Regions from separate parts of the Mus musculus genome. Here region 1 is linked to region 2. A link is a loop called in an ENCODE intact Hi-C map of the cell type or tissue named here. Cell type or tissue: left cerebral cortex. All regions are shown on one strand. Each heading gives the region's core, and the rest is flanking DNA. Links, peaks and the distances in the headings are about the cores only. Region 1 overlaps Lyst (lysosomal trafficking regulator). Region 2 overlaps Nid1 (nidogen 1).

Region 1 (16,639 bases), core at 5,843-10,842, 160 kb after region 2:
CAATAGTCTCCGAAGCAAGCACAAGAGACAGAGACATACTCATTCTCCCAGTTAGGAGTCCCATAGAAGTACTAGAGTCATAGCTAGAATATGTACACAGAGGAAATGGTGCAGACCCAGGTAGGCCCTCTGATTGCTGCTTCAGTCTCTGTGAGCTTATATGCACTTTATTTGGCTGATTTAAAAGGCCTTATTCTCCTGGTATCCTCCATCCCCTCTGGCTCTTAACTCTTTCCACCTCTTCCTCAGGAGATTTCTGCATCCCCTCTGCTCCTGTCTCTTCCTCTTTACCTAGCATCTCTGAGTTTATGGGTTATAGTTTGGTTATCATTTACTTTATGACTAACATCCCCTTATAAATGAAAATATACCATATTTATCTTTCTTGGTCTGATTTACCTCACTCAGAATGATTTTTTTTTTCTAATTCTATTTGCCTGCAGATTTTAGGATATAATTTTTTTGACAACTGAATAATACTCCATTGTGTAAATTTCTTTATCCATTCTCCTCTTAAGAGCCATCTAGATTGTTTCCAGTTTTTTGCTATTGTGAATAAAGCCAAGGTGAACATAGTTGAGCAAGTGTGTTTGTGGTAGGATGAAGTATCCTTTGGGTATATGCCTAAGAGTGGTATAGTTGGGTCTTGAGGGAAATTGATTTACAACTGTCTAAGTAACTGCCATTTTGATTTCAATATTTTTTGCACTCCCACCAGTGATGGAGGAGTGTTTCTCTTGCTCCACATCCTCACCAGCATGAACTGTTGCTTGTGATATTCTGACAGGTATAAGATGGAATCTCAAAGTAATTTGGATTTACTTTTTATTGATGGCTAAGGATGGTGAACATTTCTTTAAGTGTATTTCAGCCATTTAAGATTCCTCTATTGAGAATTCTCTGTTTAGATCGTTTCCCCATTTTTAATTAAATTCTTTGTTATTTTGCTATCATGATTCTTATATATATTGGATATGGAGTTACTATAAAATCTTTTCCCAATCTATAGGCTGATGCTTTTTCCGAATGATGTGTCCTTTGCCATACAGAAGCTTTTCAGGTTCACATTGTCCCACTTTTTGTTGATCTTAGTGGCTGCACTATTGATGTTCTGCTCAGGAAGTAGTTCCCTGTTCTATTGTGTTGGAGGGTATTTCCCACTTTCACTTCCATCAGGTTTAGTGTATCTGGTTTTATGTTAAGGTCTTTGATCTACTTGGCCTTGAGTTTTGTGCAGGGTCATAAATATGGATCTATTTGTGTTTGTCTACATGCAGATATCTAGTTAGACCAGCATCATTTGTTGAAGATGCTTTTTCCTTGTGTGTATTTCTGAATTCTTTATCAGCAATCAGATGCCCTTACGTGTGTGGATTATGCCTGCATCTTCAGTTCAGTTCCGAAGACCAGCATGCCTATTTTTCTGCCAGTGCCATGTAGATTTTTTAAGACTATTGCTCTATAGTAGAACTTGAGATTGGGACTAGGACACCCAGTACTTCTTTTATTGCACAGGAGTGTTTTAGCTCTTCCTGGGCTTTTTGTTTTTCCATATGAAGTTGAGAATTGTCCTTTCAAGGTTTGTGAAAAACTGTATTGGAAATTTGATGGCAATTATATTGAATCTGAATTGCTTTTGGTAGGATGGCCCTTTTTACTTTGCCAATCCTACCAACCCATGAGCATGAGAGATCTTTTCATCTTCTGATATCTTCTTCAGTTTCTTTCTGCAGAGACTTGAAGATTTTATCATATAGATCTTTTATGATTGTTTACACTTGGTTACACTTACTCCAAGATATTTTATATTATTTGAGGATATTGTGAAAGGTGTTGACTTCTTTCTCAGTCCACTTGTTATTTGTATAGGAGGGCTGCTAATAAAAATTTTTTTCAGATTAATCTTGTATCCAGCCATTTTGCTGGAAGTGTTTACCAGCTGTAGGAGTTTCCTGGTAGAATTTTTGGGGTCACTTATATATATTATCATATCATCTGCAATTAATAGTACTTTAACTTTTTTCTTTCCAACTTGTATCCCCTGATCTCCTTCAGTTGTCTTACTGCTCTAGTTAAACTTTTAAGTACTGGACAGATATGGAGAAAGTGGACACCTTTATCTTACCACTGACTTCAGTGGAATTGCTTTGAGTTTCTTTCCATTTAATTTGATGTTGCTATCAGCTTCCTGTATATTGCCTTTATTATATTTTAGGTATGTCCCTTCTATCTCTGATCTCTCCAGGACTTTTATTATGAAAGATTAGGGAAGTGAGAGCGTTGATGTTGAGAGTTATCAATCACCAGTGATTGTTGATTTCTGTTATTTTGTTGTTGTTAGTGGTGGTGGTGGTGGTGGTGGTGGTGACAGTGGTAGAGAAGGTGGTGGTGATAGTGGTGGTGGTGGTGACAGTGGTGGAGAAGGTGGTGGTGGTGGTGGTGGTGATGACAGTGGTGGTGAAGGTGGTGGTGGTGGTGGTGGTGGTGGTGGTGATGACAGTGGTGAAGGAGGTGGTGGTGGTGACAGTGGTGAAGGAGGTGGTGGTGGTGACAGTGGTGAAGGAGGTGGTGGTGGTGACAGTGGTGACAGTGGTGGAGAAGGTGGTGGTGGTGGTGGTGGTTAGATGTAATTGTAGTAGGCCTTACATTCTTTCCTTCCCATCTTCTTTGAGCGACAAGAAGGATAAATCAATAGCTAGAAGGTTGCTTAGTATCCTTAACATGCATACCATAGGTTCCATCCCTAGCACTGCAAAAAAATAAAATCAAGATGAGTTGTAGGTATTTTATCCTGTGTTTGAAATAAAAAGTCATAAATGTTTGGAAATTTATGATTTGCAACTAAGTTGAATTGCTTTATAACACAGATATTTGGAGAAATGTTTAATTTTTCTAGTTTCTTTTTTTCAATTTGATGGTATGACTGCTGAGCTGAAAAGTTTGATAATTCTGGTAAACATATATTTAGTTAATCAGTCATTACTGAAATTTACACTAATGCTAATTTTCTGTAGACCCTTCTTGAAGGTTGCTGCGGTGAAGAAGTTATCCACGTCAGTGAGCATGGAGAGTTCAAGCTGGATGTTGAGTCTCATGCTATAATCCAAGATGTTAAGCTGCTGCAGGAACTGTTACTTGACTGGAAGATATGGAATAAGGCAGAGGTGTGTAATGCATACTTTTATTTCATCTGCATAGTGATGTACAGTACATGCAGCATTGGGTTTGCTTAACCTGATCATTTTAAGTACCTTATTTAGAAGCATTGCTTGCATTCCGATATTACATAGCCATCACCAACAACCACCTCCACAGTTTTCATATTATAAGGCAGAGCTCTGTACCCACCAGGCCTCTTTTCTTCTCCCCATCCTCACAACTGCCATGGTATTTTAGGGTCTGTGATTATATTAGTATAATGCCTCCTGGATTCATTCATGATGGTTTTTGCTCCTCTGAGGTTGAGGAATATTGTAGTGTGGGTGTATGCTGTGGTGTACTGGGCCTCTCGCCCTCCCCTCCCCAAAGGACATTTAAATATAATCATCTAAATAAGCATTTTTAAAGGACATGAGATAGGAAAGAGGTGAGGTACATCTAGAAGGAGTTAGCAGAGGAGTGTGAATATGATCAAAATACATTAGATGCATGCATGAAAGTATTAAATCATCAGTAAAAAATATTTCTAACAGTCGCTGATCATGCTGGAGGAAAGGATAATTTTGCTGCTTCAGTGTAATGCTAATGTTAAATGTAAATCCAGAAGTGTATGCTCTGTGTAAAGCTCTGAACTTCCTGAAGTAATGATGAGCTGAATGGAATAAATTTTAAGACTTACTTTCCCCTCCACACCAACAGACTCAAGCTTTGAAGTAGACCATGCACAGTGCGTTAAGTAGTTATGTTTCTAGGCTTCTAAGAGGCCCACAGTATGTTTCCATAACTGTGTGCTAATTGGTGCATGTTTATTTTCTCAGCAAGGTGTGTGGGAGACTCTGCTAGCAGCTTTGGAAGTCCTCATCCGGGTAGAGCACCACCAGCAGCAGTTTAATATTAAGCAGTTGCTGAACGCCCACGTGGTTCACCACTTCCTACTGACCTGTCAGGTTTTACAGGTACTTTTCCCGTAGCTTCTCTGCAGGGGCATCTTCTGCAGTAGCTTCTATTTAATAACCTACTGCTGTGCACATCAGAGTTTCACAGGTCAATGGGATTTTTTTCTGTCTTTTATCTTACTTACTCTGTAAGCATGTTTTCTTTCAGCTCTTGCCTCCTGATCTTTATTTACACTGTCATCTTCTCTGGCTCAAACTACAAAAGAACAGCTACTAAATTTCTGCATGTTTCTTTGTATTGGAATATAATAATTTTGTGGTTTCCTGAACATCAGCTGTTAGTGATCCTTAACTCACTCTATACTCTTTAAATAACAACTTACATATATGTATGCTTTTAATAAATAAAACTTAATCATAGTCTATTTTATATGTTAACTAGCAATATGGATATATACCTAAAATACTATATTAAAAAGTGACACTGACTCATGTACTATGTCTGTGCTGTGACCTGACTTTACAAATGCCCTTTCATCTGCCTGGTTGGTATATTGGACTATTTCCAAGGTTTTGTTTTTGTTTTTAGTGTTTGAAACATGTTGATCTTGTCAAGTGAGATAAGTCCAGACATACTGTGGGATCTTTACTATTTCGTGAGGCCAGTACTTTTGCTTCTATAGCCTGACACCTTTACTGTATTGGTGGGTTAAATTGTTGGGGCCTGCCAGCGGCTCACATGTCCGGGTTCGAGCCTGGAAGGCATCTTGGAATCTGGGAGAAAAGAGGGAGCCTAGGCGGGTTGAGAAATAATGGAACTGGTGATGATGTGCAGGATGGGGCATAGTCTCCTGAATAGCTCCGGGGCCTCTCAGCAGGTAGCAGTATCTTGAAGAGGAGCAGCAGCCAAGGCAGAACAATAGAGTGATCTAGGGAGGAAGGCTCCACCCTAGATAATTTCCTTAGTGGCAGCAAGGTCAAATTCTGGCTCAGCCTGCTTCAGGCTTCTGGGAAGCTACATTAAAATCTAAATACTATGACAATACCTCAAAGGGGTCTATGTGATCTGATGACTAAATTGTCTCAAAATTAACAGCTCCCCTTTATTATCCTCTGATTCAGCAGTACATAACAGTAAATGGAGTGGAGGGACAATTATGTGTCATATTTGGACATATGGAGACAGAAGACAAGGCAGTTTTATATTCTGTGCCCTTAATCAGGAGGTTAATTACTAGCCTCTGAGGAGATGGAGTTTAAGAACATAAACAAGTTATGACAGCCTCTATTTTTAGTAAGGCGTGACATCCTACTAAGTTCTATAATCCAAGCAGTTGAAAGCACAGCACAAAGAAACTGGGGGCCTGTGTTTGGTCATAGTTGTACAATTATTTGTTTCTTTGTGTGGTTCAAGCTAGTGAAATAACCATTTAAGCCTATATTCTGGAAGTGAAAGATAAGACCACTGTAATAACCACTGTGAGAAAGGACTTTGCAAGCTGGGCCACAGGATATTGCTGTAACTTGTGTGCTGCATTACAAGAGGTCCATGCAGATCTAGTAGCCATAGTGGATAATAGTACTAACAGTGATGCTAGTGTTAAAAGAACTAAGAGTTTTATGGCTTTATGCACTTTAAAAAATTTAGTTTCGAACATTCCTGATTTGGGGCTTTCATATCTATAAAGTCTGTACAAATATCCTCCAAATCCAAAAACCTGAAATCTAAAGCTCTTCTGGTCTACAGCGTTTTGAATTACAAGATGGCTTAGTGTCTGAGGTGCTGTTCTAAGAGTTTGTATCCTTGAAAAAAACTTTTTGTTGTTGTTTTACAAGATTGGGTTTCTCTGTGGTGTCATTGAATTTGTAAAATGAGCATACATACTAGTGTTAGCATATTCATATAGACAAAGAGACAGTATAGCAATGTTAATGTAAGTGTAGGGCCACATTGCACACTTGAATTCTGCAGTGTAACTTGGTTCAGTTAACTAAATTAAGAGGGCTAGAATTAAACTGCCATCACTTGTAATTAATTTATAATGGCAAAAATCACTGGGGTTGAAAAGTAGTACTTCAGATTAATGTTAAATATGGTTAGACTAGAGTAGTAAACCAACAATATTCTATCTTAAGAAGAATATCAGTGAGATGACTTGGCAGGTAGGGTGCTTGCCATATAGGCCTGATGACTCCGATCTCCAGAACTACATTAAAGCAGAAGAGAACCAACTCCACAAGGTGTCTTCTGACCTCTACATATGCACCTCCAACACTAATAATAGTGACTTTTAGAGGACTATCTTGTTTAAATAAAAAAAATATTAGCTGACAGTTCTTTAAATCTAAAGAGATTTTGGCTTTTATTTTTACAGGAACACAGAGAGGGGCAGCTTACATCTATGCCCCGAGAAGTTTGTAGATCATTTGTGAAAATCATTGCAGAAGTCCTTGGTTCTCCTCCAGACTTGGAATTATTGACAGTTATTTTCAATTTCCTGTTAGCTGTACACCCTCCTACTAATACTTATGTTTGTCACAATCCCACAAACTTCTACTTCTCTTTGCACATAGGTGAGTAAGATCATTGTTAGATTGTAGCCATTTCTACTCTAGTCTTTTTCCTGCCGATACATATTTGTTTTGATATTTACTGAATGGTCTCTCTGTGCTGGAAAAAGCCCTAATGTATGTTGGTGGATAAAAGGCAGTGAGTTACTAGATAGATCCAGAGAATAAACAGAAGGTGTGAATGAGAACAAAAAAGATAATGTAGTTGTATGTTGATGGTACATTTAAAAAGTCAAGATGGAAAATTTCAGTATGAACCTGAAAAGGATGATTAAACTGAAAGTATTACTTAGGATTCATATCATATACTGAAGAGAATTCATAAAAATATAAGACACAGATCGGAGAGATGGCTCAGTAGCTAAGAGCACTTGCTGCTCTTTCAGAGGGTCTAAGTTCAGACAGATTCCAGCACCTACCTACTACTGCCTATAACTCTAGCTCCAAGGGATCTGATACCTTCTTTTGACCTTTGCAGGTTCTAGGTATACATGTGAGAGCTAATATACATACGCATAAATTAAAATTTAAAAATTTAATATATAGGCATTCAAGGAATAAACAGGTAAAGAGTTTATTTTTGAGAGATCAGAATTACACAGTAAGGGGGAACTGTAAAATGTGAAACCACAGAAATAATTGTTAAGACAGTTGGAGTTCAAAGAATGTAGAAGTTAACAGTCACAAAATCCAAAGTGAGAAATTATAAAGGGAATACTTACATACTATATTTGATACTATGGAGCAGGCCTTATTTGTTTCTTTTTGAACATTTTTTTGTCAAAATTCATGTCTAATGATTTACTTTTAAAGGTTTTTGTTGTTGTTATTGTTTTACCCTAAAATTTTTGCTGTCTCAAAACCATTTTGAATTCCAGATGGCAAGATCTTTCAGGAGAAAGTGCAGTCACTCGCGTACCTGAGGCATTCTAGCAGCGGAGGGCAAGCCTTTCCCAGCCCTGGATTCCTGGTAATAAGCCCATCTGCCTTTACTGCAGCTCCTCCTGAAGGTAATCATAGCAAATATTAAACTTCCGCTCATATTATTTCAGTTATGAATATTCATGGATATTAGATTGTGCTTATTGTAGCAGTATAACATGACGGTATCTAGCCCAAAGTATGTTTAAAGAATCCAATTTTATCCGTCAAAACGAATTTGTGTATACACACACACACACACACACACACACACACACACACACACACACACACATTCAGTACATGAGAGTGAGAGGGGAATGTGGGAGAAGGGATTTTAGCCCTCCTTCTAGAAAGAAGATCCACTTGGAAGTTCTGGTAGCTAGAAGAGGAGGCAGTCATCCCTTTGGACCACTCTAAGAACCTCCTGTCTGTGGCTTCTCTGACACTGCCCCAGTTCCCTGGGCTGCTATGGTATTAGCCAGAAATGCAGCAGTTTCTTTGATGCTGTCTTCAGTATCTGAGCCTGTGGCTGTTGACTTGAAAAGCCTAACTGTGGTTCCCAGCCAGCCAGCTTCACTGCTTTAAATGCTTTTAATTGCTGTGTGAACAGAGATAATTCTCTTTTCTTTCTCCATAGAATGAGTATTTAAGTCTTTAAACTCATAGTAATTTCCTATTTTCTTAGTTATTCTTAATAGAGTACATAGTGTGTGTAGATTTCCTGGACATGAACTGGCCGGCCCTACGTGTTTCTCATACCAGCAGCTGTCCTCTTTATCGTCAGGACAGCCTTATCTTCTACTCTACTGTAAACATCTATTAAGTCTTGGAGGCAAAGTAGATCTACAGGAAATCGGGATAAGATGTATGGGTGTTAATCTCCAATTGTGTTTCTTTTCTTTTTTTTTAAAAAAAAGATTTTATTTATTCTTATATGTAAGTACACTGTAGCTGTCTTCAGACAGACCAGAAGAGGGCGTCAGATCTCACTATGGATGGTTGTGAGCCACCATGTGGTTGCTGAGATTTGAACTCAGTACCTTCAGAAGAACAGTCAGTGCTCTTACCTGCTGAGCCATCTCTCCAGACCCCCAGTTGTGTTTATTTTCTAAAGCATTTCAGTTATTCTGTCTGAATCTAATAGAAGAGAAAGTGGGAAAGAACCTGGAACACATTGGCACAGGGGAAATTTCCTGAACAGAACACCAATGGCTCAGGCTCTAAGATCAAGAATTGATACATGGGAGCTCATGAAGCTGAAAAGCTTCTGTAAGGCAAAGGACACTGCCATAGGACAAAACAGCAACCTACAGACTCAGCAAAACGTTACCAACACTACATCCAGTGGAGTTTGTTTTAATAGTCATTTATTATAATATTTAAGGCTATGTTTTAGTTAGTTCCATCTAGTATTTTATAGGAAATGTCTTTAAAAATTGTATCATTCTGAATTATTTTCAAATATAGTCATGCCCCATTTTTCTGGATTATTTGAACAATCTTTTAGTAACTTTAGCCTGCCAGCCCAAATCAAGAAATTACTAGGAAAGAGTTCCAAGCTGTGTATCTGTTTTATCGGCACAAAGCTTTACCTCTAAAATAGTCCTTTCAGAAGCTATTTACACTACATAGTTATAAAACGTGAACATGCACACAAGAACCTGAGAATCTCATTCAAACACTGGTTGCTGTGTACCTCTTTATTCCATCTTGTATTCTTGAAGAGCAGGTTTAGGCCAGAGCCTGAGAATATAAATTCTTAGCTATTGGCCCGGTGCTGCTGCTCCATTGCTGCTGGTTCACAGCCACATTTCGGGTAATTTGTCCTATGCTCATAAGGGATTTTTCTGGTCTCCTTAGCATAGTGTTGTCACCATTACATTGGAGAGCTATGAAGACGGGGGCTGATTATTTCTCCTTAGTAAGTAACTGCAGAAATAGAGGAGAAAGAACAGAAATAGTCTGAGGGCCGATTGTCGAATAATGTCAAGTGCCACCTTTTATTAAGCACCTGTTAGAGTCCAGGCACAATGTCACTTGTATCACACACGAGTTCTCTTCATCCTTAAAAACTCTCTGCAGAGTTGACATTTTTGAACTCTTATTGTACATTTTCAGAAACTACCACTTATATAGTAATTCAATGATTTACCTGTGACCTCTGAACTAGCAGAACCTTTATTTGAATTAGTCATGTCTTCTTGCAAAGCCTGAGCTCTTTTCACTTTGTCTTGTTTGTACCCTGTTTCTGGCTTAAGGAAATTAAATTGCACTCTAATTTACCTAATTTCTGAACCATTAATCCTAATGACTTCAAGCTGTACCATCAATACTTTATTAATGAAACAGGAAATGACATGTCTTTGAAAGCTTAATAAAATGTAGTTAAAAGAAAAATATTTTGGGCACATACCAATTTTAAGCATTTTTTGGCTAGGAAAATTATCATTTATAATTCTTGAGTAGTGCAAGGCAAGGTGGGCTGTGGCATGGTTGTGACTTTAGAAGAGAAGTGGTGCTGTTTAGTAGATTTTTTCTTAGTTTTTTATTATTTAAATGCATTTTATACATCAGACATATTAATAATATTGAGTATTTTGAGAATAATACATAAAAAATTTGTTCAGCTCTTATATTCATATCCTTTCGTACCCTAAAAATATCATTAATGAATATTTAACACTATCCATAACTGAGGATCCTATATCTAATGTTGAATACTAAATTGTTTCAAAACATACAAAATATTCTTTGGGAGTTAAGCATAGTAAAAGGGCATAAAATATTAAAAATGAATCATTATTTAGAAGCCCTTATATGACCCTTATATACCACCTGACATAACGAGAGAGTATTTAAAATGCATTACATATCTGTGTACGTTGTATAACAGTTTACTTAAAAAAGGTTATCAGTGTTTCTAGAAGAGAAATTATTTTATCAGTAACTATATTTAAATTTTTTCAAAATAGCAAAAACTCTTTGAAGTTAAACATTAAGAAAATGCTAATTTTAAGCACAGTGAGAAAAATGATCAATAATATTTCCATGATGTTTGTAGAACATGATTTTAATACTTTCAACTGTTGATATTCAACAAACAGAATAGTTATTTTAAGATATACTTCATTGTTATGTCTCCCTTTTCATTTCTGATTTTATTAATTTGGGTACTGTCTCTGTGCCCTCTGATTAGTTTGGTTAAGAGTTTATCTATCTTGTTGATTTGTTTAGTAGATTTTTAAGTACTATTTTTCTGTCTACATTTACTAGGAACCAGTTCTTCCAATATTGTTCCACAGCGGATGGCTGCTCAGATGGTTCGATCTAGAAGTCTACCAGCATTTCCTACTTATTTACCACTAATACGAGCACAAAAACTGGCTGCAAGTTTGGGTTTTAGTGTTGACAAGTTACAAAATATTGCAGATGCCAACCCAGAGAAACAGAATCTTTTAGGAAGACCCTACGCACTGAAAACAAGCAAAGAGGAAGCATTCATCAGCAGCTGTGAGTCTGCAAAGACTGTTTGTGAAATGGAGGCTCTTCTTGGAGCCCACGCCTCTGCCAATGGGGTTTCCAGAGGATCACCGAGGTTCCCCAGGGCCAGAGTAGATCACAAAGATGTGGGAACAGAGCCCAGATCAGATGATGACAGTCCTGGGGATGAGTCTTACCCACGTCGGCCTGACAACCTCAAGGGACTGGCCTCATTCCAGCGAAGCCAAAGCACTGTCGCAAGCCTTGGGCTGGCGTTTCCCTCTCAGAATGGATCTGCAGTTGCTAGCAGGTGGCCAAGTCTTGTTGATAGGAATGCTGATGACTGGGAGAACTTTACCTTTTCTCCTGCTTATGAGGCAAGCTACAACCGAGCCACAAGCACCCACAGGTACTCATGTTTTCTTGTCTCAGAATCCCTGCACTAGAAATGTCTTCATTATGCCACTTCTGATCATATTACAGTAATACCAAGTAATACCAACTGAGAGCCTGAATTGTTTTTTCTAAATATATTTTATTTGTTAATTCTTTGAGAATTTCTTACACCTCCAAACATCTCCAAGATACAGTTCTGTTCTCTATCTTTATCCACTCCCCACTTCATGTTCTCTCTCTGTTGTTTTTTTTTGAACAATCCACCATGTCCAATTTGTGCAGCATATATACTCATGAGTATGTTGCCATCCACTGGAGAGTGGTCACCCTACTATGGGCCACACATTTTTTAAAAAGCTGACCTTCCCTCAGAAGCCATTGGCTGTTCATAGATGCTCAGTTGGGGTGGAGAATCATAAGCTCCTCCTTCCTCCATGCTGGGCCGGTGCCTTCCCTTGGAGTTGTGCAGGACCTGGAGATTTCACTTCAGATAGTCTAAGTAGCATATGTGGTCACGAATACTGTATTATAGTATATTGTCTGTAGAAAAACCTCTGTCTTAAAAGGCAAGTTTGTTAATCATGTTTAAATTAGGAAACATTTTAAAACCTTCTGAGCATTTGTCTTGCCATGTCAATGCGGCTCCTAGGGTATTGTTCATGTGCCTTTCTTTTTGATGCTGTGTTAAGACTTTTCTGGTTTCTGTCACAGTGTCATTGAAGACTGTCTGATACCTATCTGCTGTGGATTATATGAACTCTTAAGTGGGGTTCTTCTTGTCCTGCCTGATGCTATGCTTGAAGATGTGATGGACAGGATTATTCAAGCAGATATTCTTCTAGTCCTTGTTAACCACCCATCACCTGCTATCCAGCAAGGAGTAATTAAAGTAAGGGCAGGAACTAATAAGTGACGTTTTCATCAGGAATATATGAGTATGTGTGTGATTTGTTTAGTATATGTTAAGACTTAAAGCTTATTTCATATTTAATAATAGTGAACTATTGGGCTTGGAGAGTTGGCTTAGTAGTTGAGAGCATTGGGCTGCTCTTATAGGAGACCGAGGTTCAACTCTCAGCACCTATATAGTGGCCCACAGTCATCTGCAGTTTCAGTTCTAGGGCATCTGATAGCCTTTCCTGGCCTCTGCAGGCACCAGAAACACAGTTTATACATGTAAATGCAGATAAGACATCCATATACATAAAATAAAAGTTAAAATAAAGTTATTTAAAGTAGCACTCAATAGTTTTGCTATTTCATACTGGCATTTTGTGTATTCAATTTAATCTTAAGTCTTTCTCATATATTGCTTTATATCAATTTACCAGTAAAGTCTATTTCACAAAAATTATAAGAATCATGTAGTTTATTGGAATTCTTTCCTGCGGTGTAGTATCAATTTTTGAACATTTCAGTCTCAGCTCAGTTATCTCCTTTTTAAAGAGGCCTCCCTGATTGCCATGTCAGATTACTTCCCTCTAGCCATACTCTTTATTTACGCATATATGTATATATTCATATATGTATATATTCATATATTGTCATCTCTAATGTAAACTTCAGCTATTTACAGTTGTCCATATGTTGTACATACTAAGTGTACTGACAAAGCAATGAATATTCAATGTGAATAGCTTCCTTTAGAATCACCAATAGCATAGAGGTGCTAGTTAATTTCTTTATGCAGGTAACATGGTTTTTAGCTTTCTCTGTATGTGTCTGTGTATGTGAGTGAAAGGTAATAGCTTACAAATATAAGAATTATATACAGTTTGAATTGTATATATTAAATGTTAACATCTAAATTTTTTTCTTTAGCTGTTACATGCATACATTAATAGAGCATCAAAGGAGCAAAAGGACAAGTTTCTGAAGAACCGTGGCTTTTCCTTATTAGCCAACCAGTTGTATCTTCATAGGGGAACTCAGGAGTTGTTGGAGTGCTTTGTTGAAATGTTCTTTGGTCGACCGATTGGCCTGGATGAAGAGTGAGTTCTCTACACCATAATTCAGATCCTTTGTCTTAAGTATAAAATTTAGTGACTATTTTGGGTCTCAGAAAAGGTCTGCTATAAATCATCTCCCAGAGAATTGATTTGTTATTTTACATTTGATGTTCTTTCTCTTATTACTTCTTCCTCTGTACTTTATTCACTATTTAGAAACTGGAAACTAATAACTGCAGTAGAAAATGAAAGTGACAGAGAAGATTTGACATGTAGTACTAACATGAGAAGCTACCTGAAAGAAAGGTGGCCCCTGTAATCTCAGTGATGCGGTATTTGTGACCCGTCCGAGACACCCTCGGTCCCTTAGAGCCTTCTCTTGGAATTCCTGAGTGTGTTGCTGATTCCTTAGATTTGACTTTGTAATAATTCTTAAGGACTAACAATATGTGCAAAGATAAAAGAAAAAGTTCACTGAAACTAACAGTTTGGCACAATTTTTTTTCTGTTTGATAGAGAAAAATATATACATCTTTGGTGTGGTAGAGCAATTCAGACCTTGGTGGACTTAAATTATTTACTGTGTTCACTTTATGTATGTGTGTGTATTGCTGGTGATCAATCAAATCCAGGCCCTTATGTGTGCGTGTCGCCACGAAATACTTAAACTGCTACACCACGGAGGCAGGTCGTTTTAGGTCAGGAGTGAGAGGTTTGTTCGTTTTTGATAGCTATTTTTACTAGTTCACTGTCACGAAGATAGTTTGTAAACTAATAATTTTTCTTTACACTTGTTATAGTCCCACACAGCAGGCATTTTTTGGACACAAGATTGCCAATGGATGCATTCAAATGAGTCCACTGAAGTTATGAAATTGTATATGTATGCACCTAAGTGTTTATGCATTTATCTTAGATTTTGTCTTATTGTAAACTGTAATCTTTTTGTAATTAAGAATTCTTTTTCTCAACACTGTTTCTTGATAATTTCAATATTAGATTTAAAGACCAGCTTGAGGTGTCAAGCATTTATTCCCAGTTTGTGATTGACACCTCCTCCCACGCTTGTCACTGTGTCTTATTTATTGTAGATTTGATCTGGAGGAAGTGAAGCACATGGAACTGTTCCAGAAGTGGTCTGTCATTCCCGTTCTCGGACTAATAGAGACCTCTCTCTATGACAATGTCCTCTTGCACAATGCTCTTTTACTTCTTCTGCAAGTTTTAAACTCTTGTTCCAAGGTAGCAGACATGCTACTGGACAATGGTCTACTCTATGTATTATGTAATACAGTAGCAGCCCTGAATGGATTAGAAAAGAAGTAAGTTTTAAACTGTTAATTAAAATTACATCTGATAAGATTGTTAGAAGGGGAAATAGTTAATAGGTTACCTTAAAGAGTTGGGGTTTATTTTGTAATGCTTTCAAATAATTTCTTTCCCACAGAATTAAATTAAGTTGGAGATGGCATTTTTTTTCATCACTTTGAATAATGTTTGACTAAGAATAGGATGTTCCTACGACCTGTTTTGGGGTACTTAGAACTGAAGACAGTAAGGCTACTCTCTGATGTTTATCAAGCTTCCACAGTTGTCTCTGAGGAAGCGATTAGATAGGGCTGCTCGCTGATCTATACGGAGCTCAGAAACAGCAGAGGGCTCTGTAGCAGCTCAGTGAACTCACTTGCTGATGCAACACTGCCTCCATGCGCAGTTTACAGCAATGGAGAATATAGTAGCACTGCTAATACAAATTAATCTCTAGTAGTCAAAAGTACACTGGCAAAGGGATAAGAGCTGCCACTCGAGTTAAGAGCTTTGAAAAATAATTAGATTTTGTATTTTTGGTGTCCACATCTGATGTATAGTTTAACAATTTTTATTAGTGTCCTATTAAAATGTGAATCTTAAGATGCACCATCATGTTGTATGCCAAAGCACTGAATGCTGTCAATATTTTTGTAGAGTTCAGAGCATATCAGTGATTGTCTGGGGCAAAGGCAGACTCCTTACACTCTCTAAGTTCAGCTTTAATTGGGCACTTATTGTTTGTAGGGTTCATGTGCTTATGTTTAATAAAACTAGAAACATGAGGTATTATGTTTCCTCAGGACATTTAGACTTGATTGCAGTGCAGTGCATAAAATTGGTAAAACTGGGAAGGTGCCTATAGGTTTGTTCTGAAAGCAGTTTCTCCTAAAACTAAGTTAGCCCGATTGACCCTGTGTGGGACTGTGTTAGTTGTCCCTGTGAAAGTTATATTTCTAACCCTTACTTATTTGAAAAAACTAAATATAAAGTATTTGGGCCTGGTGTCATAACCTGAGTAGATCATCAAGGTTAAGCTTGTGGGCAGAGTAATTGATTCATACTCATTATGTGTTCATAAGTGATTAATATATATTCAAGTTTATCCTTAATTTAACTTCAATATAAGTTCACGCTTATAATCTCTAAAATATCTTTCATTTATATAGCTGAGCTGCAGAGCCGTTAATGGATTCTTTCAGATTCACTGTCCCTTAGTATTGTTGCTATACCCTATCCTTCACCCTTCATGTAGACCAGGAACCTGTGTGAGTGTTCTCTGTGTATCTTGTGTTAATCTCTAGCTGTTGTTTATGTTGCTCTCTTAACCTGTATCTTTCTCTACAAGACTGTATTTTCAACAGAAGTCAATGTGCCTTACTTGCATTCCTAGTGGGCAGGGTATATTGCTTGCTGTATAGAGTAAACATGAACAGTTCTTAAATCATTGCATGCTGGTAGCGTAGAGTTTAACCAGTTCTTTGTCTTTTAATTTTTCGGCTGTTTTGCTTATAGTATCTTCTGTTTTGTTTTGGACTCACTTTAGCATTCCTGTGAACGAATACAAATTGCTCGCATGTGATATACAGCAGCTTTTCATAGCAGTTACAATTCATGCTTGCAGTTCCTCAGGCACACAGTATTTTAGAGTGATTGAAGACCTTATTGTACTTCTTGGATATCTTCATAATAGCAAAAACAAGAGGACACAAAGTAAGAATGGATTTTAATGGAATTTTTCTCATAACTTTTACTGAAGATTTAAAGTTAATTATGTGTTGGTATTAATTGGTATTTAAAGCAACCTTTAAATTGTTGAAAATAGAGTGATTGATGGTTTGATGTAATTAGTAGTTGGCAATACATCACTGGCAGAAACTAGTAATTTTTTTTACCAAGTAGAATACAAAGGCATATGTTGGAAGAATAATGGGAATGCTAGCGTGACTCATGAGT
Region 2 (16,639 bases), core at 7,474-12,473:
CATGTGTGTCTGGCTTTTTTTGTTTGTTTGTTTGTTTTGTTTTTAGTCTCTGGCTTTTCTGGATGATCTTTGGTGAGGTTCTAATGCCAGCCTTGCTCTCCTGAGCCGTTTCATTCATGCAAGATAAAACAGAGTCTACCAGCCGATGAGATGCTGGCACACTCAGCACAGTGCTGACACCTTGCCATGTTCCAGTTTCACAATTCTGTCAAGAAACTTTGTAGGGTGACAGCTCAGAAGTTGAGTAATCTCTAGATAGATGGAATGTGAACTAACACTTCAATTGCATGAATGCTGTAGAGTGTTGGGTTGGCCTAACCACGCCCCCAGCACTCCTTGTTGGAGCAGCTGTGGCTTGAGCATCATGGGGGGATTCTTCGGCCTATTGCAGCTTTCTCTCTTTTCATCGTATGGCAAGCTCTCAGTCTTACATCCCAGGCCCCAGCTCCTAGAGACCATTTCCTTAGAGACAGTATCCCTTGTGTTGAGGCCATTCCACTACCTCGTGCACAGCAGACATCTCTACCACTCTCTGCTGGTGTTTGAATCTTGCTTTAGGCAAATCACATTGCTCCACTGTCGCCTCCCGAATAGGTTTATCACCCAGGCAATTACTGTTAGTGACGTCCAGCCCACAGTTTATGTGTCTGTATGTGTATTTGGTAACAGACCTGTGTATCATTCCTCAGTCATTGTCCACCATGTTTTGAGCAGGATGCCTCACTAGCCTGTACCTCCCCCAAGTAGTGCAGGCTATCTAGCCAGAGAGACCCAGAGATCCCCATCTCCTTCCCAGCACTGGGATCACAGCCCTCAGTCCCCACTCTCAGAGTTTTGTTTTGTTTTGTTTTGTTTTGAACACAGTGCTGGGAATTGAACCCAGGCCCTCACTTTGCCCATTGAGTTTTTTCAAGGTACTACAAAGGAACTATTAAAGGATACCTGTTAGTTACAGATAGCCCAATTTGAGCGAAGAGCCAAGTAACCCTAAAATCCACCCTAGTACCTCAGGATCTCACTTAGCTGATGATCACCTTTACAGCGTTCTCAAGATCTTGCTTCTTCTTTCTACTTGGATATCTCTTTCAGGAACCTTTATTGGACAGATTGGAACAGAGACAATCCCAAAATTGAGACTTCTCACATGGATGGCACCAACCGGAGGATTCTCGCACAGGACAACCTGGGCTTGCCCAATGGTCTGACCTTTGATGCATTCTCATCTCAGCTTTGCTGGGTGGATGCAGGTAACATGGAGCCTGAGATCATCCACACATAGCTCTTCACTGTCTTATTCTTCTTGCTCTAGAGTTGGCAAATCTCACCCACTGCCTCTTTCTGTCTGGCAAATAAGCTCAGAACAAAATTTACATTGTTAAATGTTACCATTTTAAGTGTTATAAATACCTGGTGGTATCATGCTTGCTTTTGCCTTTTGGCCTGCAGAACCTGAAATAATTGCTATATGGCTCAATAAAAAATGGTTGACTCCTATTTTGGTGGGAGGTTACTGAGAATTGCATATATGCTATATTTTCAGAGGTAATAGTGCATTCTGAATAGAGTCCCTGATGTGGCCCTGCTTCAGCTCTGCAGGTTGTCCCTCAGGCTTGAGATGAGATGGGGAGAAAGACCAAGAAGGGCCATCCTTCATCTCTCTCTATGAAAGTCTATAACTGAGTACCTTCTCTGCCCCACAACTAAGTAGGACAAAGAGTAGGGTGTGAAAGCTTACATGTGTATAGAAGCCTGTGATAGCATCCATGCTGGAATTAGTGGCAGGCTAGTCCCATGCTGATCAGTCCGAGTTCTTCAGTGCCCCAACTTTGGGGAGAAAGGTTCTAAAGAGACTTAGAAGGGAGGGACTTAAACAAAAGCCAGAAGATGGCAGGGCCTCTCCTGAGACAAAGGAATGGGAAGGCCAGCACAGGCTGCCATTTCTCTGTCCTGGGCTCCCCTCTCCTCAGTTAGGGCCAGGTGTGGGTGCCAGAACTCAGGTGGGTGTAGGCTGATGAAAGGGAAAAGACAGAAAACAGAGACAGAACGCCAATGCTGAAGAGCCCGCCCTCTGTGTTCTCCAGGACATGCCATTGAAACACTGAATTCCCCCCATCCTTGTCTTTTAGACTCTTGTTTTCTGACACAAAGGACCCATTTCTTGCGTGAACAATGACCAACTTGTATTTGCTTCACACAGGCACCCATAGGGCAGAATGCCTGAACCCAGCTCAGCCCGGCAGACGCAAAGTTCTCGAAGGGCTCCAGTATCCTTTCGCTGTGACTAGCTATGGGAAGAATTTGTACTACACAGACTGGAAGACGTATGTAGGCTGCCGTCATGCTGGCTGGGCCAAACTATGCCCTTCCCTTTGTCTCTATGGAGGTCTTTGCCTCTTGTCTTTTCTCCTGACTGTTGACCCTCCAGTGATCCCCCTTTGTCCTGGCTGTCAGATATGGAGGAGGGTAGAGGAAGAGGGCTGTCTAATCTTAGAGGGAACAGAGGAGCCATTTATCATACCCAAACCTGGGCCTTCCTGAGCTACCTGGGGTCACATGGCTGGAGGTCTCTTTGATTATGTCATACCTCTACATCAATGTAGTTTTTAAACTGCAATATTTTCACAGCTGTTTCTGGATCAGACCGTCCTCAAATGGAGGGTCACACCAAGGAAGTAGCTGGCTAAGAGAGGCTATATGTCACCTGGAATTTAGAGCAGAGGGGAGAGTTAGATTGTTTTGGCCCTTTTTTAAAAAAGCCAGTGAACTACTGGCTTGACCCAGCCTAGGGGGAGGGAGAAACAGATCCACAGAGAGCAAGACCACCATGTCTTTTCCAAGCCACAGAAGAGGCTGCCTGACCCCATGGAGAACATCAGATGCATGTGCACTCCCTGTGCTTTTGTGCTTTGCAGGAATTCAGTGATTGCCATGGACCTTGCTATATCCAAAGAGATGGATACCTTCCACCCACACAAGCAGACCCGGCTATATGGCATCACCATCGCCCTGTCCCAGTGTCCCCAAGGTAACATCCATGCTGCTGAATGGAGGTCAACACTCAGAGTCTCTAAGAGAATCAGGGTGGCCTAAGTACATCCATGGGCCTGCTTCCTATAGGTATCTCAGCCTGGATATCCCTTCCTGAAGGATTCTTGGATTTTCCCACCTCAAGGAACTTAATCTAGAACCTCCTTATAGACATACCCAGAGGTGTATTTCTGTTGTGATTCTACCAACTTGATAATCAAGATTATCACACACCTCCAAGTCAGGAATACATGTACTTGCCTGTCTTATTTATGATAAAGAAACAAACAGCAGCTCAACTTGGCTCCTTGAGCCCACAAGGAGGTAAATGGGGAGCCTGCTGTAGGTACCAAGTCAGTCAGAGGTAAGACTATGATGCTGATTTCCATCTTTTCCAGGCCACAATTACTGCTCAGTGAATAATGGTGGATGTACCCACCTCTGCTTGCCCACTCCAGGGAGCAGGACCTGCCGATGTCCTGACAACACCCTGGGAGTTGACTGCATTGAACGGAAATGATGTCAAGAATTCCTTGTTCCCTCTCCAAGTATTTCATAGTAACACTCTACTTGAAGTGACTTGATCCAGACTGAAAAGTGTCCTGCAGTGGAATGACCACCAGGCCCAGATCTAGCCTAGCCTGAGCTCTCACAACCTCTCCTTAACCTTCCCTAGAACAATTACCTTTAGCTCAGTAATGGGAAAATCTCTACCCTAACATGAGGGCAGGACACACACACACACACACACACCCTTTGATCTCAGTCTTTAGACAAGTTTATAAAGTTCTGGATAAAAAGCCAAGGGTAGTGGTACATGCCTGCAACCCTAGCACTTGGGAGGCAGAGGCAGGAGAATCAGGAGTTCAAGGCCAATTATCTTGTCTGTATAGCAGGGTTTAGAAATAACCCGAGTTACGTGAGTCCCTTCCAAAAAAAAAATCAGGATAAAAATTATGTGTCCATTCTAGAGCCATAGGACTTCTTCCTAATTCTAGACTCTCCCATGGTAAGCAGAGCCTTAGCGACCTAAGGAGGCTACTTCTTGGTGGCATTACAAACTCAGATATTACCCAGTTTCTCAACATACCACCCAGATCCAGCTTAGGCAAGGTCATACTTTTTCTCTTGGTTATGCTCCCATCTAACTACTCTCCTGTTGTATACCTTCATTCTGCCCAAGACTGCTTTCAGTGCCTTCTCTGCCATATGATCAAAACCCAACCATATTCCAGGGATTCATGGTATTTGGTAGATGGTAAAAAGCAACCCCTCCCAAATTACAAAGTCCTGGCATTTCAGCAGTGGCCATTGATAATCACATAGGTAAGTCAAGGAAAAGTCCTGAGAGAGGGATTTGAAGTCAAGATGTTTGAAGATAGGAGATTATTATCTTGATGTGTCTTGAATTGTAGCAAATTCTTCTTCTTTGCCAAAGTACCTGTATTAGTTTCTGGTCTATGACGTCATGGGAATCTTCAGCCCACTCCTGGTACCAGTTTTCAAGTCTTCTCATGGAGAGTCATCTGGAGCTCAGGTTGGGGTAGGACTTTGACAAAGTAGTGTCCAGTCATAGTCCCTCACCTTTAGAATTGTGTCTCTGTTTCTCCCTCTCTCTGTGGCCCTTTCTGACTAGATCCTCATCTGAAGACACAATCTAGGAAGATCTAGTTGGGCATTTCTAGTAGTGGTTCGGATCCTTATTTGATCATCAGTATAGTTTGAGGGACTGTTGCTGCCTTCCATGTTTCTGTCTGTGATTTGTTTCAAAAATATCCGCTGGCCAGATGCATAGCTACTCTCCTGTCTGTTTTGAGGTGTCTGTGTTATTGATTCCATTCTAGGGACAACAGTATAAACTTAGTAATCATTTGTTCTTTTCTTTTTAAAAAACAAAACAACCCTTGTCCCCTCTCTCTTCCTTCTATCTACTATTATCTATCACCTATCTCTCTACTTATCTGTCATCTATCTCTATCTATCTCCTGTTTTCCACTGCTTCCTAGACACTCAAAGGATTAATAATTTTGGATTGGAAGTCAAGCATCAGAAGTTCGGTTTGCATGGTGTAAGGTGAGGGCACAGACAAGACTCAGGCAGAACTATTACAAGTGGTGGATAAGGATGGAGAACAGGGATGGAAAATCCCAGAAGAAACAGCAGTGGAGAGGCTTAAAGGCAGCTAAAACTAAAAGCCTTAAACAACTTCAGAGAAAAGTGGCACATTTGCCAAAAGAATGTTTATCCTTGAAGACATAAAAGAACTTGGCCTGATGTTTTTCTTGGGGAACAGAGCCCCCTACCTCCTTTTCTTCTACTTTCACTGTACTCAGCCCCCAACCCTATCTCCTACCTCCACCTCGACCTGCTTACATTGGACTGGGAATCTAAATTGGGAGGGAGTCTTTACTTAAATAATTGGAATTTAAATCACAAAGTTTAGGGAACGTGTGACTCTTTCATGCACCCTCATAAAGTACCCCTAGTTTTTTTTGTCATGTTCCTCATGATATATATCTTTTATAACTTTTATTCATTTTTACTAGATTCCTTCTAAAATGTTTTACATGGTAAATTGTTAAGCTGTGGAAACCACTGAAGGTGCTTATTAATGGTTCTCCAGATGTATACAAGTATTGGATGATTCCTCAAGTTTACAGCTGTACAAATATTAGTGCAGAAAAAAAATAATTAAAATACAACTGTTAAAAATAAAATCTTATTTTGATGTGTTTTTGCTGTTTTGTTCCACAACGGGGTGTTGCAGTGTTGATGCCCAGACTTGACCTCAGACTCTCAATCCTCCTGCCTCAGCTTCTTGGGAACTGGGATCAAAAGCATATGCTACCATAGCATAATGTTGGAGCTAGTTCATGGTGGAAAAACAGAGACTTAATGGTTGACAAAACCTAGGGGACATTACCTAAGACAAAACCTAAGGCTTTACCTAAGACGCTGTTCATTAGCCACACAGTTCACAGAAGAGAATGGCTTTAAAATTAATTATATCCCAGACCCTTTATTTTTTTTAACACAAGAACTCATATAGCATACTAGCCTCAGATTCTCAGTGTATCTAAGAATGGCTTTGAACTTCTGATCTTTCTGTCTCTATCTCCTTGAGTATTTGGGAGCACTCAAGTACTACCCCAGGCCCAGTTTAGGCAGGGCTGGGGATCGAATCAACCACCAGGGTTTCTTGAATGCTAGGCAAACAATCTACCAAAACAGCTATTTCCTAAGTCTCCACTATTTTCCTTATTTTAGTCTCCACTATTTCCTTACTTTATTTCCTGCCCCAGTGTGGAGATAAGCTGCCACACCCTTCTTCTCTCCAGAAAGAGGAAGGACACTTCCTGACCGGTACAGGGCATGGGACCTGATCTGTTTCCATTTCACCAATGGGAGGTGCTACTACCCAGAGTCCCCATAATGGGAGGTGAATGGTCTCTGAGTTGGACTGAGGAAGGGGCCCAGGTAGGACTAAGGTTCTCAGAGCTCAGTGCTACAGAGCAAGGAATCTATACTTGAGATGTCCCTGTGACACTATGTCCTCAGTACTAATAACGAGTACCTATCTGCCTGCCTGTGAATGTTGTTTGTAGGAGATACCCTGTACAAGAACTAAAATTCAGTGTTTTATTCTGGCCATCGTTCAGTGTTCTATCCAGAGGGCATATAGGAAGATGCTAGAAAGAGAATCTCCAAGACCTATCCCTCCATCAGAATCAGCAGCTGTCTTGGGCCCTTATACAATATCCACCTATTCTAATGAACAATACTTGAAACACCCAGGAGAGAGTGCGGAAGAGGCTAGTCAGTTGCAGTTAATTTCAACCTTAGTCAAGCGTACCATTTCCAAACAGCTTAAACCATGGCAGGAAGATCTTGGGGCAGTAACATATATTCATGGTCTGGTTTACTGGACTCATCACGGGAAAATGATGGATGGAGAACTCTGCTCTCCAAACATCTGATATATTCTAACACAATTTGGCTATGCTTTTTAAAAGAAAAAATTTTAGTAATCCTTTAAGACGTTCATAGGCGAATGCAACATATTTTGCTCATGTTTACTTCTCATTTCCCCTGCAACTCCTCCCAGATCCACTCCCATGCTATCCCAACTTCCTGTCCTCTCCTTTTTTGTTGTTTTAAAATTACCCATCAAGTCCAATTCGTACCGCTTTTATATTCTTGGGTATAGGTACAACCACTGGGACAAGATTGATCTACTGGGCCCACACCCTTAAGGAAAAATTACCTTTCCCCCAGAACCGCCAATAGCTTCTCACATCAGTCAGGGCTTGGGTTTATAGGCCCTGCCCTACCCTGTGCTGAAAGACTGACTGGCTTGGTTCCATGAAAACATCAAAAGAAGCAAAAACTAGATGTGCATCAAAGCAAGCCATCAAGAGAACAGAAGGCGACCTACAGGAAGGAAAAATGCATTAGTCTTTTTGTTTGTTTTTGTGTTTTTATTTTTTGTTTTTAATTTAATTTTATTTTTACGCTCCATATTTCATCCCCCCCCATCCACTCTCCGTCTGCTCCACATCCCACACCTCCTCCCCCCTCCACCCGTCTCCACGTGGATGCCCACACCCCCCTACCCCACTTGACCTCTAAACTCCCTGGGGCCTCCAGTCTCTTGAGGGTTAGGTGCATCATCTCTGAATGAACACAGACCCAGAAGTCCTCTATTGTATGTGTGTTGGGAGCCTCATATCAGCTGGTGTATGCTGTCTGTTTGGTGGTCCAATGTTTAAGAGATATCGGGGGTCCGGATGAATTGAGACTGCTGGTCCTACAGGATGGCCTTTCTCCTCAGCTTCGGGTCAGCTGCTTCTGTCTATTGGTTGGGTGCAAATATCTGCATCTGACTCTTTCAGCTGCTTGTTGGGTCTTTGGGAGGGCAGTGATGATAGGTCCTTTTTGTGAGGTCTCTATAACCTCAGTAATAGTGTCAGGCCTTGGGACCTCCCCTTGAGCTGGATCACACTTTGGGCCTGTTGCTGGACCTTCTTTTCCTCAGGCTCCTCTCCATTTCCATCCCTGTAATTCTTTCAGACAAGGAACATAAAGATCTTTTGCAGCTCAACAACCAAGAGAACAAAGTTCAAAGATGAATGGTGGATCTGAATAAGTATTCCAGTAATGAAGATATACCATTGGTCAATAAGCACATGGAAAGATGCTCAAGGCTTGGGATGCTGCTCAGAGGTACAGCGATTGCTTAGCACGCACGAGACCCTGGGTGTGACCCCAGCTCAGAAAGAAATGTCCTTATCATTAGTCATTAAAGTAATGCAAATTAATCCCAAAACTTGACGCCATCTCATATCCAGAAGGCTATTTTTAAAAAGGGAACTGCCAAGAAAGATATGGGGAAATGAAGTCTTTGTACATTGCTGGCAGGAATATAACATGGTATAGGTCCCATGGGAGACAAAATCCGGGACTGACCACACGATCCAGCCATCCATCCCACTTCAAGCTGTGTCCAAAGAGCTGAAAGGAGGGCTGGAACAGACACGAGCAAACAAATCTTCCTTGTTGCATTCTTCATGGAGGCTGAAAAGTGGAAATGACTCACAGGTCTGCCAACATATGAGACATGTTATCTGCAGATACTGCACATACATACAGCCTGGCTGTGAAAACAAATGGAAGTTCTGCTACATGCAACAGCATGGGCAAACCTCCAGGACATTGTGCGGTGACAAACAGACCAGTGGCTAAGGGACAGGTATTAGATCATTCCACTTACTTGAGGAACTTAGAATAGGCAAATTAAAACAAAACAAAACTGGAAGTAGATTTTAAGTCACCAGAAGGTAGAGGGAGGAAGAATGGAATTATTAATAATTAGAGTCTTCGAGGTGATAAAAAGCTTTAGGAAATAGGTTGGGGAGGGCTGCATCATTTTTAAAATGTAGTTAATGACACTGAAGTATGCACTTAAAATAGCTACAAGGGAAACTTTTGAATTATATATTCTCTTTTGTTTAATTACTTTGTTAAGAGCTCATCGTGTAGCTCAGGCTAGCCTCAAACTCACAATTTTTCTGCCTCATCTCCCAGTTCTGGGATTAAGGCCTGTGCCATGGCACCAGTTCTGTAGTACATACATGTATACAATATGTATACATGTTTATATATTACATAACAATATTTTACTATAATTTAAAAATTGTCATGTACAGCCTTATGAGCTTTGCATATTTATTATATTATATTTATATTGCAATAAAGTTGTTTTGTTTTACTGCAAAGCCAAATTTCCTAGTTACCTAAAAAGGGCAAAATACTGGTCTGGGCATTGTCGCAGCTGACTAGTCCTATGAAGACTATGAGGCTTTCCTTAGGATCCTGTCAGGAAGGGACTTTGCAGATGACCTGTCACTCTTTTCTTTCTCCCCACCCACCCCCTCTCTCTTGTGAGACAGGGTTTCTCTGTGTAACCCTGGCTGTTCTGGAACTTAATTTGTAGACCAGACTGGCCTTGCTTCTGCCTCCCAAGTGCTGGGATTAAAAGCGTGCACAAACTTTTATTATTATTTACATTATATTGTTATATTATATTATTATTTATTATACTAATAATATATTTATTTTAAATTTATGTGCATTGGTGTTCTGCCTGCATGTATGTGAAGGTGCCAGATCTCATGGACTTGAAGCTGCAGACAGCTGTGAGCTACCATGTGGGAACAGGGAACTGAACCAGGGTCCTCTGGAAGAACAGCTAGTGCTCCTAAATGCTGAGCTACCTCTGCAACCCCAACAGGCCGGCTCCCCCGACTCCCAACCCCCATGGCCAGCTTATTTTAAAAACATGGATTCTGGGGATCGAACTCTGGTCTTCTTGTTTTGTTTGGTGTGGGGGATGTAAGCTTGACTAGCTAGCATGTGTGTGGAGCCCTGGGTTTGACCCTTAGCTCTTAGCTCCGAATCCTGTAATCCAAGCACTTCGGAGGTGGAGGCAGAAGGATCAGAAGTTCAAGGCCATCCTTGGCTACACAGTGAGTTCAAGGTCAGCCTGGGCTTTGTGCGATCCTGGCGCTGGGGATCCAACCACAGTTTCGTGAATGCTAGGTAACTAACTACCAACGGAGCTACAGCCCCATCCGTGCGATTTTTAGAGGCTTCTCGAACAAACCCATCTGAAGATCACAGTTCTGAAGGGGAGGTTAAGGATCCTTTAGTAGCAAAACTATCTCTGTTCATTTCCTCTTTCACCAGGGTGTGGAGCTCAAAGGCCACAGCCAAAATCTTAGAGGAGTTTAGCAAGAAAGAGGGACATCTACAAAGTGATCCTTGTTAAGATGGCACAGAAATTAAGACATGGAAGTGCCAGAAAGCTCGAGAACTTTGAGAATGGCTTCTTGGACACTTGCCTCTCAAGAGGGGCACCGATGAGCATAGAGAGCATTCAGCCTGTTTTCAGCCTAGCTAGCCTCTCAGTTGAAATCTCGCTGGTTTGCCAACGCAGTTCCAAATGTGACCACAAGAGGTCAGAGCCGCTCAATGCACGAAGCATCACAAGATGACCTTAACTCATGCTGGTCACCTCCCAAAGGCCGACCTGTAAAACATAAAGGTGGAGTTAGTTATTCTGAAACTGCTCCATGCCTCACAGTGGGGGTTAAACTCTGGAAGAAGTTTAAAAGGGATAAACTTTTATCAAAAGTGGCCACTCCCGTGGGAAGTCACCTTTAACAGTGAACAAGAATTTGAATGAAGCTTGCTAGAAATAAAATGGCTTGGCCCGGACGAGTATGAGACCTTCGGAGACTGGCACTAGAAACACACGTTAGCATCTTATAAATACAACATGTTCTTCAAAGTAGTGAAACTGGGTCAACAAAGCCAGAAAGAAAAATAGGCTGTAAGTCTCAAGTGTCACTTGAGAGCACACTCAGGTGTCACCAGTTGTATACTAGGAATTGAACCTGAGTCCTTGTGCATGCTCGGCAAACACTCTACCACTGAACTCCATTCCTAGCCCAGACTGCCGGTGTTCTTAGTATTAGGTAGGACCATCATTTGATGGTGACAGTGCAGAGGGCCTTTTGTGATGATTCTTCAGCTCGTAGAAACCTCTAACCTTCTGGTTGCTTTGACTGAACCAAATGAAGTTATTTTTTGTTTTTTGTTGAGACTGAAAGATCCTGACAGAATGTAAAAGGTCACAGAAGCCCATTGGCAAGATAGATGTCAGTGTTAGCAGAACTAGCTTCACTGATTTAGAAAAATAGAGGTGCACAATGCTCTGGCCACTCCTTGAATCTGTGTGTCTGCCAATGTTTTGACCATTCCTTGACTCATGTGTGTGCCCACTGATGAAGCCCATTGCCAGGTGTTTGTGATATTGGTGGCTGAGAAAGAGTCAGAAAATCTCCCCAGCAACCACAGCCCGGCCAATCCTGAGTTGCTGCACCTGCACCAGACTCTTTCCTTGTACCCCTCCCATACCCATTTCTTGAGAATAGACATTGTTTAGTTCTGGAATCCCCTACTCCCCCCACTTCTCCTTTCTTCCCGAGGGCCTATAAAAACTGGGACCTCTTTCCCCTCGAGGTCGACTCCTCTACCCCAGCGTGGGATATGAGTTGTCCCCAGAGCTCTGGCTTTCCCCAATAAAGCCTCATGTGGTTTGCAACAAGCTCGGTCTATCGTGAGTTCTTGGATGTCTGCTATTGTCCTGAGGCCTGAGCGAGGGGCTCCTCTGGGAGTCTTTCAAGACCATTGGTTCCCTTCTGACTGTTTCCTCTTTTGTGGTCAATATGATGGTAGCCTCCAGCTGGAGGACAGTCTTGGGGCAAAGTACTGCATTGCATCGAGGACACTGTGTGTGTGTGTGTTTGAGCCTACCCAAGCCAGAGATTGATGGAGCACTTCATAGTTTGTCTTTACAAGTCTACATGAATTTTGTGTTCAAGTCCAATAGTAACTGATTAATTACGTTAGTTTATTTGACTAGGCTCTCCTGCAGCCCATCCCTCCTGGATCTCTGTGTGGCTGAGGATGACCCTGACCTCCAGGCCCTCCTGCTTTCTCCTCCCACGTGCTGGGGTGCTGGGGGCAACCAACAGAACAGTTTTATAATAAATGTAAAATACCACATATTTTTCAACAATAAATTTAAAATGTTTATGCATTTGTGTGTGTGTGTGTGTGTGTCTGTCTGTCTGTCTGTCTGTCTATATACACAGTACTCACAGAGGCCAGAAGAGGGCATAAAATCCCCTAGAACTGGAATTAGGTGATTGTGAACCTACCAATATGGGTGCTGGGAACTGGCCTCTCATCCTCTGGAAGCTCTTTTAACCACAGAGTCATCATCCCTACTCATAAAATGCCATTTTAACCCCTTAACATTTGCCTTGGGTTGAATTGTAGCCTGCCAAAAAGATAGGCATGGCTTTAACCCCAATACTTCACAATGTGATATTTAGAAATAAGGTCTTTTCAGATATAGTCAAATGAAGATGAGATCATGGGATAGGCCTTAACCCAACTGGACCAGGGTCTTTGTTAAAAGAAGAAAGTGGACTCAAAGATAGTACACACAGAAAATTTCTTAAGAGAGGAAGACAGAGATAGGGTGATATAAATAAGAGGTATGGAGACCCAGAGATACCTGCAGCCTAACACATAAGTCCCCTCACAGCCTCCAAAGCCACCCTGCAGCATCTTGACCTTGAACGCTGATATCAAAAACCAGGGAAATACTCTTCTGTTGTTTAAGATGCCCAGCTGTGGCTTTTTGTTTCAGCACCTTCAGCTGACTAATACACTAACAAAAACACTGAACCTTAAGGGGGATAGACCAACTTCATCCACTGTTGCCGACTGCCACCTCAGTTGATGCCCATCTCTATAGAACACAGCTGGTGTGTATAGATGCTTGAGAGGTTGGCGAGAATATGTACCTGAAAGCACTTTACCAATTCTCAAAGGATGATGGGATAGTCAGCTGTTGCTAAGAGGAGGAAGGTGGGGCTGAGAGCGAACTCGGTTGGTAAAGTGCTTGCCACTCAAGCCTAAAGACCTGAGTTTGATTCCCAGATATCACATAAAAGAGCCAGCAGGAACCAGGCAGCGGTGGTGCACTCCTTTAATCCCAGCACTACATAGGCCAAAGCAGGCAGATCTCTGTGAGTTTGAGGCCAGCCTGGTCTGTAGAGTGAACAGCCAGGGCTACACAGAGAAACTGTCTCAATAAAACCAAATAACAAAACCAAAAAGTGCCCATAATTATATAATCATAGGCAGAGATAGGCTGACCAACCAACTCAGCCAAGCCTTATTGGCAAGTTCAAGGCCAATCAGAAACCTTGCCTCAGAGAACCTAAAGTTGACCATTTGATCCTGCCTGCAATACACCCCCCCCACACACAGCCTACACACACACACCCACACACACCCACACACCCCCACACACCCACACACACACCCTACACACATGGAAGGGACTGGGGACTGAGGATACCATTTAAGTCAGGAAAACAACTGACTTAGAATTCTGCCAGGGGCCTTCCCTGCCACCTCTGTAACTGCTCCAAGTAAACAGGGTCCAAGTGCAGGGTGCTCCAGCTATAGTTCATGAAGATGAATTTAGAAGAAGCTATATCCTGTTGAAGGTGGATATTGATCACTGAAGCCCAAGCTACTTGGACACCATGTATCCAGTGGAAAGACAACAAACAGAGATGCTCAGAAAACAAGAGCTCCACTTGGGAGGCAGATTTCTGAGTTCGAGGCCAGCCTGGTCTACAGAGTGAGTTCCAGGACAGCCAGGGCTACACAGAGAAACCCTGTCTCGAAAAAGCAAAACCAAAACCAAAACCAAACAAACAAACAAAACACACACACACAAAAGAGAAAACAAGAGCTCTAATGGGTATTTAAATGGGAACTTATTCCTAGGAGAAAAGAGATTTGGGCCAAGATTTTGCTCAATAGAAAAATGCTAGAAGTGGGTTTAGAGCACCAACCTGGGAAAGCCACAGTAGCAAGTATAACGGAAATTTGTTAACCGCTCTGTGCTCCCAATGGGTCACATGTGTGCACCTGCTCAAGAGCTATCCAGATTTGCAAATGAAACACACACACACGCACACACACACACACACACACACACACACACACACGCCAGTTAATTTTAACATGCCTTGACTGTTAATGGCTGGGCATTTCTAATCCTTCTCGCTGCTAGCAAACACTCTCCTCTGGTACTTCTGAGTTAATATCTTTTAAAATCTAGATTTCATCTTTGCTACCCCAAACACAATTGGGGAAGTGGCATGTGTGGCCACTTTCCCTGATTCTCACATGTTGGTGGGCCTTTAGGTCTTATCTTCCCTTTTCCCCGTCCTGGTGATCTGTGCGTCCTCTCTCCTAGTTCTCTCCTTTGAAAATCTAAAGATCCTGCCTCAGTATGCCTGTCCAGCTATTGGCCATTGATCAATCAAAAACCAACTGGAGACAAGGACCTTCAGTGTTTGAAAAACGCAGATTTCTGATTTTGGGGGCTGGGCTAATTCAAAGCATTAGAACCAATCCCCAACAAGCAAGTCTGTCAAGAAGATTGTGAACACAGCTGGCCTTGACCATCACTTTCAGAGGTGTGCAGGAAGCTCAGACTGAAAGCTGGCTTTCTAGTTGGTCCCATTATTATACCAAGAATGGGCTCCACCATCCCTACTCTAAGAGGTAGAGTATGCTTGGAGGTGCTATTTGTAGAAATAACCACAAACAACACAATCTGACAAGATAAGTGCCGGAATGCAGCGGCACTGGGGTGTCTATGGTACTTATGGTGTGAGAAAGAACAATATGCAAGCTCATGAAATGTCAATCTCATGGTGTGAGTCCCCAAATACAAATCTGTAAATATTGATTTTAAGAAAAATGTGTGGAGAGAAAAAAGGATCATTGGAAATTGTGTGTGTGCATTCATAAGTGGGCAGAGTACTCTTGCGCGCGCTCGACTGGCCAGGAAGAACGACGCTGCAACAGGATCCTTCTGCATACGTTTATTGGGAGAGCTTGATTGTAGAGGCGAAAAGACCCTGAGCCCAGAACTGGTGCTGCTTACATAGGCCTAGGAGAGGCGTGTCTCACATCTGATTGGTTAACTTGTCTTGGCAAAAGAACCTTCACTGCCTATGTATGTGTGGTGGCCAGCAGTAGCCAACTGCCACTCTGCAACTGCCACTCTGCAACGGCTTCCCACATCTCCTCCTTTTTGTTTTAATAAAATGAGGCTGGTCTAGGCCTGTGCAATTATGTCCATCCGCCGTGGCTCCTGTTTTAGGTCGTTCCTCTAATGTCACAGCCTTTCCCGTCATAGGGTAACCCTATCGCCACTGGGCCCCGTGTCTTAGGTTGGTCTGTGCATGAGGAAAGTTGCCCGTCTTTGGATACCGCAGTACTGTGTGACAGTAACTGCTAAATGACCTAGGGCAAACTTATGGCCCACAAAGGTATACTTATCCCCGTCTCAATCATCAGGAGCAGGATCATCTCCGGATTCATCTTGATCTTTCACGAACCCAAAGTGGATTTTCTTCACCCGGTACCACCGTTCCTCAGCTGAAGAGTTCTGAATCCACGCAGTCGGATCCTTCTCAGCAGTCTGTTTTGCAGGAATACTTCATTACCACCGTTCCCCAGCTGAAGAGTTCTGAATCCACGCTGGATCCTTCTCAGAACTCTGTTTTACGGGAACCTTTATTAACCACTCCTTCCCCGTGATGCAGTTCTGAATCCTCCCTGTAGCAGGGGGTCTTCGCTCATGCCTGAAGATGTTTCTTTTCCTGGGTTTTCGGCACCACTTCTTGCGAGCGCTCAACTGGCCAGGAAGAACGACGCTGCAACAGGATCCTTCTGCACACGTTTATTGGGAGAGCTTGATTGTAGAGGCGAAAAGACCCTGAGCCCAGAACTGGTGCTGCTTACATAGGCCTAGGAGAGGTGTGTCTCACATCTGATTGGTTAACTTGTCTTGGCAAAAGAACCTTCACTGCCTATGTATGTGTGGTGGCCAGCAGTAGCCAACTGCCACTCTGCAACTGCCACTCTGCAACGGCTTCCCACAGAGTACATGTATATGTCAGAGGCTAACATTGGGTATCTTCCTCAATCACTTCTCCACTTTAGTCCATGTTCAATGCCAAGTCTATCATTGAACCTGTCATTGATTTGTCCAGTCTGGCTTGTCAGATGGACGGGTTTGCCTATGTCCACCCTGCCTAGCACTGTGGCTACAGAAACTCGGTGCCATGCTCAGCTTTTTAGATGGGCACTAGGCTTGCAAAGCAAATACCTTACAGACCCAGCCATCTCCTTCTACCCTAGAAGGGTAGTAACTCTTGAGCAGTTACCACATTCTGGCCCTAATCTTCATTTTGCTCACACAGCATCTGAGCCCAGTGTCACCTATGAAGGTGAAATGTTACTGGTGGGCTGGGATTCCAGACTGTGTTTGTCTGACAGTTTCTACTTGGTTGTAGAACAATAATTCCCCATTCCCCAGGTCAGCTATAGCTTAGATGATTTCACTTGTATAAACAGCGTCCTTAAAAAGAAGTTTGAACACGAA

What was found. Hi-C counts contacts between places; a loop is a spot of excess contacts. Peaks named below come from ENCODE experiments on the same cell type or tissue, not always from the same donor. Only the 100,000 strongest peaks of a DNase experiment are listed, where the experiment ranks them.
Region 1: it touches region 2 in a loop (2.2-fold over the local background); 2 of 42 quality-filtered maps call a loop at or near these places.

The regions. Positions count from the first base shown.
Region 1 is chr13:13,666,826-13,683,464 of GRCm38, forward strand. Lyst (lysosomal trafficking regulator) reads left to right here. Exons shown (of 53, transcript NM_010748.2): 19 at 3,015-3,164; 20 at 3,978-4,115; 21 at 6,431-6,629; 22 at 7,505-7,636; 23 at 10,824-11,439; 24 at 12,138-12,315; 25 at 13,248-13,417; 26 at 14,467-14,697; 27 at 16,230-16,396. Among named protein-coding and RNA genes, the nearest start is that of Gm30836, 84 kb to the left of the region's middle. In left cerebral cortex, for the core only: no CTCF peak of the experiment used is centred there; no DNase peak of the experiment used is centred there.
Region 2 is chr13:13,506,521-13,523,159 of GRCm38, forward strand. Nid1 (nidogen 1) reads left to right here. Exons shown (of 20, transcript NM_010917.2): 17 at 1,090-1,247; 18 at 2,198-2,321; 19 at 2,913-3,025; 20 at 3,426-5,755. The coding sequence ends at 3,547. Among named protein-coding and RNA genes, the nearest start is that of Lyst, 76 kb to the right of the region's middle. In left cerebral cortex, for the core only: a CTCF peak has its summit at 10,530 (motif pointing right); DNase peaks (open chromatin) are centred at 10,103 and 10,525; H3K4me3 peaks cover 224 bases.